Linked DNA regions of Homo sapiens: regions 1 and 2 are each linked to region 3. The links are chromatin loops, found by intact Hi-C in ENCODE. Cell type or tissue: endothelial cell of umbilical vein. All regions are shown on one strand. Each heading gives the region's core, and the rest is flanking DNA. Links, peaks and the distances in the headings are about the cores only.

Region 1 (4,646 bases), core at 435-4,434, 85 kb before region 3:
TTCCAGGCACTTGTTTTTAATTTCCTGCCACTTCTCTTTTTTGACAAGCTTTTCAGATGTTTCTCCCACACTACATTTGAACAGCTATTGACGGGGAAGAGCTCTCTATTTTTGAGATCATAAGAGTCACATTGGGCCCTTGTTAACAATAAGAGTTTCATGCCTCTTCTCTGAAGATTCCAATTTAGTAGTTCTGGAGTGAGCCCTAAGGGTCTGGAATTTATAATAAGTATCTCCAGATGGTTCTTACAATCAGGAATGTTTGGTAAACAGCGCCTTAAGGTCATTTTAATTAAGACTTCTTTGTCAAGCTTAATTTAGATAGATAACCACAATCCGTAGTATTGGAAGAGTGAGTCTCTGTAGTTGGAATTCCAAGTGTTTTCAAATACACTATTTCATTTAATCCTCATTATTCAAATATGAAGTAGGAAGAACATTTTGTAGGTGAGGAAATTTAAACCCCAGATAAGAAGGTGGCTTTCCTAAGATCACACAGTGGAATGCATCGCCATACCATGATCAATAGGCAGAGACAAAAAGTAACACAAAATCTCTTGTGTTTTGGGATTTGGAATAGCATTACTAAGTAAGATGACTAAAAAGATAGGATGTCAGTCTGTTGATAGGACTGATTTTTTAGCAATAAAGATTTATAATCTAATAGTAAAATTGATCTACCTAAGCAAGCCACCGTTTCCAGTACCTTTCCTTCCATCAAAGTGTACCATGTTCACATTTTTTGAGTGACAACTATGTGCCAAGTATAGCCTGCTCTCCTAACTTCTTTTCAACTGGTTCCTTTTTCAAAACTTTAGACATAAGCCAGGTGTGGTGGCTTATGCCTGCAATCCCAGCACTTTGGAAGGCCAGGGTAGATGGATCACTTAAGGTAGGGAGTTCGAGACCAGCCTGCCAACATGGTGAGACCCCGTCTCTACAAAAATTAGCTGGGCATAGTGGCACATGCTTGTAATCCCAACTACTCAGTTGGCTGAGGCAGGAGAATCACTTGAACCCGGGAGGCAGAGGTTGCAGTGAGCCAAGATAGCACTACTGCACTCCAGCCTGGATGACAGAGAGAGACTGTCTCTAAAAAAAAATAAAATAAAATTGAGATATAAATCTCCATGAGTTTCCCACAGCTGCCATAACTAAGTACCACAAACTAACTTGCTTTAGGCAACAGAAATTTATTCCCTCACAGTGCTGAAAGCTAAAAGTCCAAAATCAAGGTGTTGGCAAGACCATGCTCCTCCCCAAACCTCTAAGGGAGGATGTTTCCTTGCTTCTTCCAGCTTCTGCTAGCCCCAGACATTCCTCTGCTTATGGCAACATAACTGCAATCTCTGCTTCTTCTTCACACAGCTGTCTTCTCTCTGTGTTGTGTTTCTGTATCTTCACATTGGGGGCTCCTCTTTTTATAAGAACTCGAGTCAGATTCGATTAAGGGCCCACTCTACTCCAGTATGATTTCATCTTAACTATTTATGTCTGACTCCCCATATCCATTAGCAATCACCTCCCATGCCCCCCTTTTCCAACCCCTAGCAACCACAAATCTACTTCCTGTCTGTATGGATTTGCCTATTCACAGGCATTTCCTATAAATAGACATTTCATGTAAATAGAATCATAATAAGAAGGCTTTTCTGTTTGGCTTCTTCTGTTTTCAAAGTTCATCTACACTGTAGTGATAGCAGCAGGAGGCAGACAAATGCCTAGGCAGTTAGGGGCGGGTCCTTGGTGAAACCCCACCTTCAAGCCCAACATAGTCTGAAGGCTGAAAGATTGGACTCCTGGTTACAGATGAAACCTGCGACCCTGAGTGAGAACTTCTGTTCCTGTTTGCCCACCCTTTCCTGATTGGTTCTTTCTGAATAATGCTTTTAAACCAATCAAATGTTACCTTTTCCAATACTACCTATGGCCCTCCCCTTCCCCATCCTGTGCCTATGAAAACCCCCAGATTCAGCCACACTGGGGAGATGACCCAACCTTCCTGTCCCCTCTCTGCTGAGAGCTGTTTTGTCGCTCAATAAAATTCTCCGCCCTCATCACCCTTCAATTGTCAGCATGACCTCATTCTTCTTGGATGTGGGACAAGAATTCAGGACCCACCAAGCACAGGTACTCAGAAGGCTGTAAACATTGTGGCCCTCTTCCCTCCACCAGCAGAGGGCAGCCTCCCAATGTCACAGGAAGCAATGGTAGGGCCAAGCCAGCCCTGGAGCCAAGGGCCAGAGCTGGGCAAGGGCCTGTCCAAGCTGTTAACACACTGCTGTCCATCAGGCTGCAGATGGTGGGACTAAATGAGCTAATTAGCACGTTGTAACACTGCTTCTGGGGCTTCAGGGTTGTAGGCACCCTTGCCTGGGCACCACTGCATCCCCTTGGGATGTGGCAGGACACACCTCGTCCAGCTGCAAGCACTGCATGGAGCCCACTCCTGTGCTGAAGTTTGGAATGGCTGGTCAGATCCCATACTCACTCACACACACATCCTCTCCTGCCAGGGGCTGAGCATGTAGTCACAGCAGCAGCAGCAGGAGCCATGGGCTGGAGTGCAAGCCAGACATGGCCCGGTGGGCCAAGCAGATGGGATGTCTGCTGCTTCAAACCTGGCAAAGGGGCCAAGAAAAATCCTGCATTAGTAGCATGTATCAATGCTTCATTCATTTTTATGGCTGAGTAATATTCCACTGTTTGGATATAACACATTTTGTTAATACACTCATCAGTTGATGGACACTTGTGTTGTTTCCACTTTTTGGCTATTATAAATAATGCTGCTATAAATGTTCATGTACAAGTTTGTGTGTGAACATTTCAATTTTTTCATACCTAGGAGTGGAATTGCTGGATCATATCATAATTATGTTTAATTTCTTACCATTTAGAGACCTATTATACAGCATGGAGACTACAGTTAATGACAATATAGTGTACTAAAAAAATGCAAATAGAGTGTTCAGATGTCATGGTGCACACCTGTTGTCCCTGCTACTCAGGAGGCTGAGGTGGAAGGATTGCTTCAGCCCAGGGAGTTTGAGGCTGCAGTGAGCTATGATCATACCAGTGCACTACAGCCTGGGTAACAGAGCAAGACCTTGTCTGAAAAAAGAAAAAAGGTAAATGGAGAGGATGATAAGTGTTCTCACCACAAAAGTGATAATTATGTGAGGTAACACATTTGTTAATTAGCTAGATTTAACTATTCCACAATGTATATATACTTCAAAACATTGTGTTCTACACAATACATAAAATTTTCTCTGTTAATTAAAAAAAAATCAGCAATGTACAGAGGTTGTAATTTTTCTACATCCTCCCCAATTCTTTGTATTGTCTGTATTTTTTTTATCATAGCTATGAAAGGAAAATAAATCTTGGGGCCTCAAAATCACTAAGTTAAAGGGTAAAGTCAAGCTGGGAACTGCTTAGGGCAAACCTGCCTCCCATTCTATTCAAAATCACCTGCTCACTGAGATAAATGCATATCTGCTTGCCTCTTTGGAGAGGCCAATCAGAAACTCAAAAGAATGCAACCGTTTTTCTCTTATCTACCTATGACCTAGAAGCCCCCTCCCTGCTTCGAGTGGCCCCGCCTTTGCTTTGAGTTGTCCTCTTTTCCAGGCTGAACCAATGTTCATCTTACATATGCTGATTGATGTCTCATGTCTCCCTAAAATGATAAAACTAAACTGTGCTCTGACCACCTTGGGCACATGTCGTCCGGACCTCCTGAGGCTGTGTCATGGGTGTGTGCCCTCAACCTTGGCAAAATAAACTATCTAAATTAACTGAGGCCGGTCTCACATATGCCGGGTTCACATTTTGGTAACCACGAAGGGATTCTGAGTGGAGGTGCACCTGATCTTTGACGAAGTTCCTATCGGTGCTTGGTACCAGCATGACCTAACCTTATGGCTTAAACCAACAGGACAAATTGCTGAGGTTTGGGAGCACACCCTCCAGAGGACCCCTGATCTCCCAAAATTTGGTTGAGATCTAAAGTTTATTTTGCTGTACAACTCCCCCCAACACCTTTTTTTTTTTTTTTTTTTTGTTTTACTTGCTTCCAACAAGGAATGCAAGATTTCTTGCTGATGTTGGAAGGCAGGCTCCTTTATGGAGTTTGAGCTCGCTCCCAGCAGGGAAGACGAGTTCAAGTGTTTCCTGCTTCAAGGATGGTAGAGAGCAGTCTTCAGCCTGAGACTCATCCCTAGGTAAGTAGCTGAATTGTCTTGGCTAAAGTTTAACAACCAGCTGGTCTTAATTTCTCCTTACCATTAGAGCACTCAGTGACCAAGTCTACCTGACTTCCTCAAATCCAAGAGGGACTTCCAAAGCCTCTCTAATTTGGCTAAAATTCCTTGCAGCTACAAAAGAGGAAAAAAAAACAACCCATGTGTTTGGTTTCTGTGTTTGCTTCCTCCTTAAAAAATGAAATGTTCTTTCATTTACTTTTCTTCCGCCCTGTACCTCCTTCCCTCTTTGCCACCTGTAGTATCAGAAAATCTAGAGAAGGCTTCTAATAACTTGAACCCCTTTAAAGAATTCAGAACAAAGTCATCACTCATCCCTTTTGGGGTGTTCTGTTTTCCTTGTGGTGTTTCAAGAGTCCTGGGCAGATTCTTCTTAGG
Region 2 (4,646 bases), core at 435-4,434, 190 kb before region 3:
CACTTATACTCCAGAATGATTCTTGCACTGGCATAACAGATGGTCCTCTAAAATTTTCAGACCAAATTATCTTGTTCAAAACTGAACTTGCTCATTTAAGATGATTCAAGTCTTGTGTAATTAAAAAAAAAAAAAAAAGTGACCCCACTAACACCTACACCTCTGTAGCTATTTGGGGAAGAATTAAAAACCAAGCTATTAAATGTTCACAGTGAATTATTTTGCGGCCAGTTCTCTCCTATTTAAAGCAGACTGCTTGTATTTTAATGTCAGCTCATAATACTGGTATTTGAGGTACTTGAATCTTATAAAACTGCCTGCTCTACAGACCTCCTGAACTGAAAACGACCAAAATCAGATTCCTACTCAGCCAAAAACCTGCAGTCATCTTTCACCCTTTCTTCCTTCAATCCACCATCTAACTGGTCACCAATCCCTATACAACCCATCTGCCAAACTCTTAAATTTGTTCTCACTAATCCAGTTGCCCTGAAGTTCCTATCTCAATCAACACTTGTCTGTTTCTATTCTCTCCTTCCTCCAGTTCTTCTCTCTGCCAGGGTGTCAAAGTGATCTTGATCAACAGAAATCCAGATGTGTCAAATTTTCCTTACAGGTCTTTAATAATCCTTCTTAAATGTGAGGTAGAGTCCACGCTCTTTCACATGGCCTACAAAAGCCATCATAGGTTATAAAAAGCTCCTCTCTACTTTCTTAACATTATTCTCGGAGCTTTCCAAATGTATCCTGTACTCCATTAATATTGAAATACTTGCAACTGCTAACAAAACACACTCATTCAATCATTCAGTAAATATCTACTGAGGACCTAAGGATCAGGCCCTATTCTGTATCTCCTTGCCTTTGTAGGAATATAGCAGTACATAAGACCAGCTCTCGTGGTGCTTACTTTAAAGAGACAAGACAATAAAACAAACAAAACCCCCCAAAAACCAGTATTTCAGAGAGTGAAACCTTTTTTTTTTTAGATGGAGTCTTGCTCTGTTGCCTAGGCTGGAATGCAGTGGCGCAATCTTGGCTCACTGCAACCTCCGCCTCATGGGTTCAAGCAATTCTCCTGACTCACCCTCCCGAGTAGCTGGGACTACAGCCAAGTGCTACCATACCCAGCTAATTTTTTTATTTTTCATAGAGACAGGGTTTCGCCACGTTAGCCAGGCTGGTCTCAAACTCCTGGCCTCAAGTGATCCACCTGCCTCGGCCTCCCAAAGTGCTGGGATAACAGGCGTGAGCCACCGCACCCAGCCAAGATAGCATAAGCTTTGTAAAGTCAGTAAAACATTATTGATATAAAAAGTGTAACGGGGTAAATTTAAATCAGGGAGACAGACTTCAATGGATGTAACATTTGAACTGAGAGGTGAATGGTATGAAGCAAACACCCATTCAGAAGATCTAGGGACAGAAAGTTTCAAGCAGATGACAAACAAGTACAAAAGCCCTAAGGCAAGGATGTACTTGGAGGGTTCCACAACAGAAAGAAGGCTAGCGTAAGTGTAATGGGCCAAATGTTAGGTAGTACTCTGTTGGAGAGCTGGGTTGGGATTATGTAAGAACTTGCAAGCCTAAGGGTTAAGGAGCTGAGTTTTTGTTAAAGCCAATTAGAAGCTATGAAGGGTTCAAACTAGGCAGTCGTGTGATATAATTACGATTTAAAGATATAATTCTCAAGCCAAGTGCGGTAGCTCATGCCTGTAATTCCAGCACTTCAGGAAGCTGAGGCCAGAGGATTGCTTGAGCCCTGGAGTTAAAGACCAGCCTGGGCAAGATGGCCAGACCTCATCTCCACAAAAAAATGAAAACATTAGCTGGTGTGGTAGTGCATGCCTGTAGTCCTAGATACTCAGCAGGCTGAGGTGGGAGGATTCCTTGAGCCCAGGAGTTCAAGTATGCAGTAAGCTGTGATTGTGCCACTGCACTCCAGCCTGGACAAGAGAGCAAGACTTTGTCTCTAAAAAAAATTTTTAAAAAAATGTATATAATTCTCAGGACAGGTGCATGCAGAAGCTCACACTTACAATCCCAACACTTTGGGAGGCCAAAGCAGAAAAATCCCTTGAGGCTAAGAGTTCAAGACCAGCCTGGGCAACAGAGCAACACCATGTCTCTACAAAAAATTTAAGAATTAGCCAGGCAAGGCGGTATACATCTGTAGTCCTAGCTACTTGAGAGGCTGAGGTGGGGGATCGCTGGAGCCCAGGAGTTCAAGGTTACAGTGAGCTATGATTGTGCCACTACACTCCAACTTGGGTGACAGAGCAAGACCTGTCTCTAAAAATAAATATGGTCAGGTGTAGTGGCCCATGTCTGTAATCCCAGCACTTGGGAGGCTGAGGTGGGCGATCACTTGAGCCCAGGAGTTTGAGACCAGCCTGGGCAACGTGGTGCATCCCCATCTACACTAAAAGTACAATCTGGTCATGGTGGCATACTTGTAGTCTCAGCTATTCGGGAGGCTAAGGTGGGAGAATCACTGGAGCCCAGGAAGTCAAGGCTGCAGTGATCCAGCCACTGCACTCCAGCCCAGGTGACAGCGATACCCTGTCTCAAAAATTAGTTAATTAAAAATATATATACACGCACACATCTACATATATAATTCAGCCTAATATGTACAAACATTGTAAAGGAGCAAGAGAGAAAAAGCAGAATGATTAACTAAGGAGGCTACTGCAGTGGTCAAACCCTTTGGTAGTTTGGATCAGAGTACTGACTAGCAAAAGATGAAAAGAAATAGCAAGCTATGGATACACTGTAGAGGGAGAGCCACAAGGAGTTCCTGATGGATGGATTCATACCTTCATGCATTTGCACATACTGTTCTTCACTCATGCTTCCAAATCTGTCTGCCTAGAAAACTCCTAAGTATCCTTTAAACCACAATTTAAATCTCACCTCTGCATAAAACTGTCTCCAATCTGCCCAGCCCAATTAGTTGTTAAATTATCTATATTCCCAGAGAACCCTGAATATGTGCCTAATCTACCATTTACCACTCTATGTTTTACCCACATACATCCTTACTAGCCCGCAAGGGGAAGAGTAAGCAAGAGCCAAATCTCATTTATCTGTATAACTCCTCCAGTGGCCATCTCATACCGTCCCTACCAACAGGCTTCTAAAAAGCTCAATAAGTGGTTGCAATACTTATCAAACAGAGATTTAATATTCAGAGAGCTACCTAAAATTTGTTAAGAATCTAGTAATCTTTTCTAAAACTTCTCTTCGTTCAGATCGTCAGAAGAAAAGATAGGGCTTTCCCACTTCTCATCTAAATTTTATTCTTACCACACCTTTTTAACATTAAAATAAACCTCAAATACTTCTGGAAAAGGGAGATAAATAAAACCATATAATTGGTGTAATTTGACTAACACATCAAATAGTATGAATAACTACCTTATTGAAGGCAGCATAGTTTGCTGAAATGTTTGTGCAAACACTGGCAATAACCTTTTCAAGTATATGGGTGCCATTTCCGGATCTCCTTTGGGCTCATTACATTCTTCTTCATCTTTGTTTGTATCTTTCTTTTTCTTATCATCTCCTTTATTAACTGGACACATCCAATCACCTACAGACAAATATTTTTTAAAGAAATACTTTTTTGGAAACTTTTGCTTTCAAGGAAAAAAACCTTAAGATATATCCAACTTCAAATAATAATTATCTCTAATTAACAAATACACTGAAATTAGAACATTGTTTCAATGATGCTTATAAGAATACTAAAGAGCACTAGTAACTTCAATGTGCTCAATAACAAATTAAGAAGATAATTTTGGATACTCCACTTCGTTCCAAAAATTATTTCACAGAGCTTCTGGATTCATCAACCCTCTGAAAACTTAAAACTTTGGTCAGCCGGGAGCAGTGGCTCACGCCTGTAATCCCAGCACTTTGGGAGGCCGAGACGGGCGGATCACGAGGTCAGGAGATCGAGACCATCCTGGCTAACACGGTGAAACCCCGTCTCTACTAAAAATACAAAAAAAATTAGCTGGGCACGGTGGCGGGTGCCTGTAGTCCCAGCTACTAGGGAGGCTGAGGCAGAAGAATGACGTAAACCCGGGAGGCGGAGCTTGCAGTGAGCCGAGATAGCGCCATTGCACTCCAGCCTGGGCGACAGAGCAAGATTCCACCTCAAAAAAAAAAAAAAATTTTTTTTGGTCAAACTACCTATCTAAACAATACCAAAGTATTCTTTATCTGACATTCCCATATTCCTTGAACTTTAGATTTTGGTTATTCTGGAATCAGGCAGTCACAATCTCAAAGAACATAGAAAATTAAGCTGTTAAACAGGTTTATTAAATATAAGGATATACATATATAATTATTTGACTTCATAGGAATAGTTCATTTATATAAGGTTAATGTGTCTACAGAAAGCTATGGAAGTGAAAGCTGAAAAATAACAGTAGATGGCTTCAAAAGAAAGAATGTAGCTCTCACCTGGAGACTGAAGAATAGCTACCACTTCACTATGGCCCCTTTCTCGAGCTTTATCTAATGGAGTTTTCCCATCTTCATCTCTCAGATCTGGATTTGCACCATGCCGTAACAGAGTCTAGAGAAGAAAAGCATTTAATTTGAATATAACAATACTTTATTTCTTTGACATC
Region 3 (4,646 bases), core at 315-4,314:
TTTAGGCTATTTCTAATTTTTCTTATTACAAATAACATGCTAAGTATCTTGCATATGAAAATTTTTCTGGTGGCTCACGCCTGTAATTCTAGCACTTTGGGCGGCAGAGGCAGGAGGATCGCTTGAGCCCATGAGTTCGAGACCAGCCTAGGCAACATAGTGAGACCTTATCTCCACTAAAAAGAAAAAAAATTAGCCAGTGTATTGGTGCCTGACTGTAGACCCAGCTACTTAGGAAGCTGAGGCAGGACGATTGCTTGAGCTTGGGAGACTGAAGCTGCAGTGAGGCAAAATAGCACCACTGCATTCCAGCCTGGATGACAGAATGAGACGCTGCCTCAAAAAAAAATCACAAAAACAAACAAGAAAAGTTTTCTGCCCATTGTTTAAGTCCATATTTAAGGCATTTTTTGTTTTTTTTTGAGATGGAGTCTCGCTCTGTCGCCCAGGCTGGAGTGCAGTGGCGTGATCTCAACTCACTGCAAGCTCTGCCTCCCAGGTTCATGCCATTCTTGTGTCTCAGCCTCCTGAGTAGCTGGGACTACAGGCGCCCACACTACACCTGGCTAATTTTTTTTTATTTTTAGTAGAGACGGGGTTTCACCGTGTTAACCAGGATGGTCTTGATCTCTTGGCCTCGTGATCCGCCCGCCTCGGCTTCCCAAAGTGCTGGGATTACAGGAGTGAGCCACTGCGCCTGGCCGGCATTTTTTTTTTTTTAAGAACATATTTATGTCCAAAGCAACCTACAGGAAGATTACGGAGGGTAAATGTGACAACAATGGGGAATTAAGAATAACTGTATGATCAAGCTCCCAAGTTTAAAAACCTATAACGTCATTATTAGATCATATCCTACATCTGTTATCATGAAATTGTATCGCACTGGAAGTTATAAAAATACGTAAGGTTAGAGATTAAGAATTTGTTGCACTGTACTATAAGTTGACCTATACAATTATTTCTTGACCACATTCATGGACCAAAGACTACAAAACAGGATTGTCAGAGCTCAAAATCTTTTTCTTCATCTTCTGCCCCCCAATCCTGAAAGAGATTGAATACACTATTAACTAATCAAGGATTCAAGATATATGACACCAATTCCTATAGAGATCTCAACAAAAGATTCTGATCTTCAGGAAGATGGAGATGAGTTATTTTTAGTAATACTGAATTAGTACTCATAAGTAGTATCAATTATAACATATAATTATCAGTTTGGAATGAAATGATAGGTACTAAAAGTTTTGAGTCTAGATGGAATAAAAGTGCAGTTAACTGAATAAAGGGTGAAGATGTAACATTTGAAAATGTTGATTTATTTTACATTATACATTTTACATTATAAACCCTTTAGACAGGGGGTACACACAGTATACACAAAACAGTAACCACAAACAAAAACAAAATAATACTTTTTAGAGGGTATATAATGGCAAAATTTTTTACTACTGAGAATTATAACTGTTTAAGCTTTTCCTCTCTGTCCATCCATTCCCAAGTGACATCATTTGTTGAAGCAGTCCATTTATCACAATCACCTAAGGAGTTTAAAAACTTTCAGTGCCCACCACCATAGTATGCATACCATACTAATCAGGATCTTCAGTATCTTAAAAATTTGCCTGGATAATTCCAATGTGCAAGTCAGGGGTGGAACAATCCTCAGGTGAATTAATCAACTCATTCTTTGCAATTAGATGAAAATCTATTTAAAAGCAACCACAAACGCAGGCCAGGAGCAGTAGCTTACACCTGTAATCCCAGGACTTTGGGAGGCTGACGGGGGCAGATCACCTGAGGTCAGGAGTTCAAGAACAGCCTGGCCAACATGGCGAAAGCCCATCTCTACTAAAAATATAAAAATTAGCCAGGCATGGTGGCGTGTGCTGTAGTCCCAGCTACTCGGGAGGCCGAGGCAGGAGAATCACTTGAACCTGGGAGGCGGAGGTTGCAGTGAGCCGAGATGGTGCCACTGCACTCCAGCCTGGTTGACAGAGCAAAACTCTGTCTCAAAACAAAACAAAACAAAAAATAAAGTAACCACACACAGGCTGGGCATAGTGGCTCATGCCTATAATCTCAGCACTTTGGGAGGCCGAGGAGGGCGGATCACCTGAGGTCAGGAGATTGAGACCAGCTTGGCCAACATTATGAAACCCCATCTCCACTAAAAGATGCAAAAATTAGCCAGGCATGGGGGTGCATGCCTGTAATCCCAGCTACTTGGGAGGCTGAGGCAGGAGAATCACTTGAAACCCAGGAGGCGGATGTTGCAGTGAGCCACCGCACTCCAGCCTGGGCTGTCTCAAAGAAAAAAAAAGTAACCACAAACAATACATGATTGAGATCAATATTATTTCTTTTCTGTATAAAATATCTTGACTTTCCAACCGGTAAACATTTTTACGTTAGAACCCTACAGTCAGAATAGAGAGAATCAACTAATTTAAAAGACAATTACATATGCATTAATAAATTGTGCATTAATTTATATTACGTAAGTATTATTTCCAACCTTAGGACAACCACATGTTACACAACTGTTTAAACATAAGGCTAACCACAATAACAACAAAATGGCTTGAAATATTCGGTTGCTGTTTAAATTTAGATACTTTAATTAAGACCTTTCTTCTCTAGAACTCAAATGTAAGGCCAAAAAGCAAACAGCCTGATATTTTACATAAATATCATATCTGGCATAACAGGAAATTAGAAACTTAACTTCCCTATTCATGTAGTTTCTATCTTCTGGTTCTGTAACGACACCTACTGGAGACTGTGGATAACTGCTTATAACCCACTTTCTGTATCTGGGATCTTGCCAGGCCACTTCTTTATAAATATATTTTTGAGACAGTGTCTTGCTCTGTTGCTAAGGCTGGAGTGCAGTGGCGAGATCTTGGCTCACTGCAACCTCTAACTCCCAGTATCAAGCGAACCTCCCACCTCAGCCTCCTCAGTAGCTGGGACTACAGTTGCACACCACCATGCACAGCTAATTTTTTTATTTTTGTAGAGAAGGAGTTTTGCATGTTGCCTAGGCTGCTCTTGAACTGTTGGGCTCAAGCAATTTGCCTGCCTTGGCCTCCCAAAGTGCTTGGTTACAGGTGTAAACTACTGTGCCTGGTCACCTACTATTTTTTTTCCAAAATAGTTAGAATCCTGTTTGTTCCAAATTTGTTAGAATCCAAACAGAATGATAGGGTTTGCTTTTATCTGTTCTCAATGTTTTTATCAAAACAAACAAAATCTCCCCTTCCTTGAATATTCATTATTATTATTATAACTTAGGTGGGGATACAAAAACTATGAGCACATTAAAAAATTCATTAAACTTAGTAAGAAAGGATCTTCCTGAAACTGCAATTGGGCAATAAATCCGAAAAGAAAACTTCTCTAGAATAGTAAAATCACTTTTTTAAGAGGAAAGGCTGTAAAAAGTATATTTTCTTTTTTGCTTTTCCACCTTAGACCCATCAAAGATAGTGGAACCATTTAAGAACAGGCTTAATTTAAATCCTTTGCTTAAAAGGCCAGCCCTGTTTCATCCACAGTAGTTATTGGTATATTAATCCAAATTAATTATTCTAAAGTAATTATATGCTCTATAAAAAGGCAGTTACAGACTAGTTCAAATTTCATCCTCTCCATGAATCTTTCTTTGAATATTCCAAACCACTGTAATTTTCCTCTTCATTCATTAACAATTCAGTCATATATTCTCTTATCACCATAACCTTATAGTTACAGTATTACAGGAAATGCTACAAATACATTTGGAAAAAACACTATCTTTTGAAACTGAAGCTAGTAAAAATCAATATAAATTTCATTCACTTTTCTATGCAATGAAAGCACATCATCCCAAGACCTGTTTCAGAGAGGTGTTGGTGATGAAATTAAAATATTTTTCTAAGTCTTCACCAAAGAGATAAAGGTAAATTGTCTAACTGGTATCCTCTGGAAGATATAACTGGATAAGAAGATATAATAAAAGCTATGATCTAGTCAAATGCATGGTTGTTGGTCGAGAGAGAGGAAATGAATGAATGAATCAGTGCGGATGACAGTGATTTGTAAACTATTATTAGCCACAATAGCCTATGAGAGAGATTCACTTCCCATTTCGTTTTTCAGATAGTAACAAGAATTTCCTGGATAGTGGATTTTGATGCCTGAGAAATGTATATGTCCAGTTACTAATTAAGAAACTATCATTCTCAATGAGAAATCATTATCACCCTTTGGTTTTTCAAAACCAAAGTCCATTTTTTGGGGAGGACATCTTGTATTTATTAATTTTTCACATACAATAGCATAAGATGGAAATCCCTACATAGTATGAGGTATACAACATGATGTTTTTAACGAGGCTTTGCTCATATATACATTGTGAAATAGATTACCACAATCAAGTTAATTAAATATCTATTATCTTTGTGTGTGTATGTGTGTGTGTTCTAAAGCAGGGGGGCCCCAACCAGTGGGCCACGGACTGGTACTGGTCCACGGCCTGTTAGGAATTGGGCCGCACAGCAGGAGGTGAGTGGCGGGCAAGCGAGCATTATCATCTGAGCCAAACTCTTGTCAGATCAGCAGTGGCATTAGATTCTCACAGGAGTGTGAACCCTATTGTC

What was found. Hi-C counts contacts between places; a loop is a spot of excess contacts. Peaks named below come from ENCODE experiments on the same cell type or tissue, not always from the same donor. Only the 100,000 strongest peaks of a DNase experiment are listed, where the experiment ranks them.
Region 1: a loop joins it to region 3, with 11 times the contacts of the local background. A loop is called at or near these places in 4 of 110 quality-filtered maps.
Region 2: it touches region 3 in a loop (3-fold over the local background); 25 of 110 quality-filtered maps call a loop at or near these places.

What each region holds. Positions count from the first base shown.
Region 1 is chr14:31,268,196-31,272,841 of GRCh38, forward strand. No RefSeq gene overlaps it. Among named protein-coding and RNA genes, the nearest start is that of HECTD1, 63 kb to the left of the region's middle. RefSeq lists enhancers at 1,988-2,282, 2,078-2,127. In endothelial cell of umbilical vein, for the core only: a CTCF peak has its summit at 2,170 (motif pointing right); no DNase peak of the experiment used is centred there; H3K27ac peaks cover 496 bases.
Region 2 is chr14:31,164,878-31,169,523 of GRCh38, forward strand. It overlaps HECTD1 (HECT domain E3 ubiquitin protein ligase 1), which reads right to left. Exons shown (of 43, transcript NM_015382.4): 9 at 4,477-4,591; 10 at 3,421-3,595. Among named protein-coding and RNA genes, the nearest start is that of HECTD1, 41 kb to the right of the region's middle. RefSeq lists a silencer at 926-1,220. In endothelial cell of umbilical vein, for the core only: no CTCF peak of the experiment used is centred there; no DNase peak of the experiment used is centred there.
Region 3 is chr14:31,353,396-31,358,041 of GRCh38, forward strand. The region is part of intron 16 of HEATR5A (HEAT repeat containing 5A); the gene reads right to left. Among named protein-coding and RNA genes, the nearest start is that of HEATR5A, 65 kb to the right of the region's middle. In endothelial cell of umbilical vein, for the core only: a CTCF peak has its summit at 2,784 (motif pointing left); a DNase peak (open chromatin) is centred at 2,766; H3K27ac peaks cover 1,191 bases.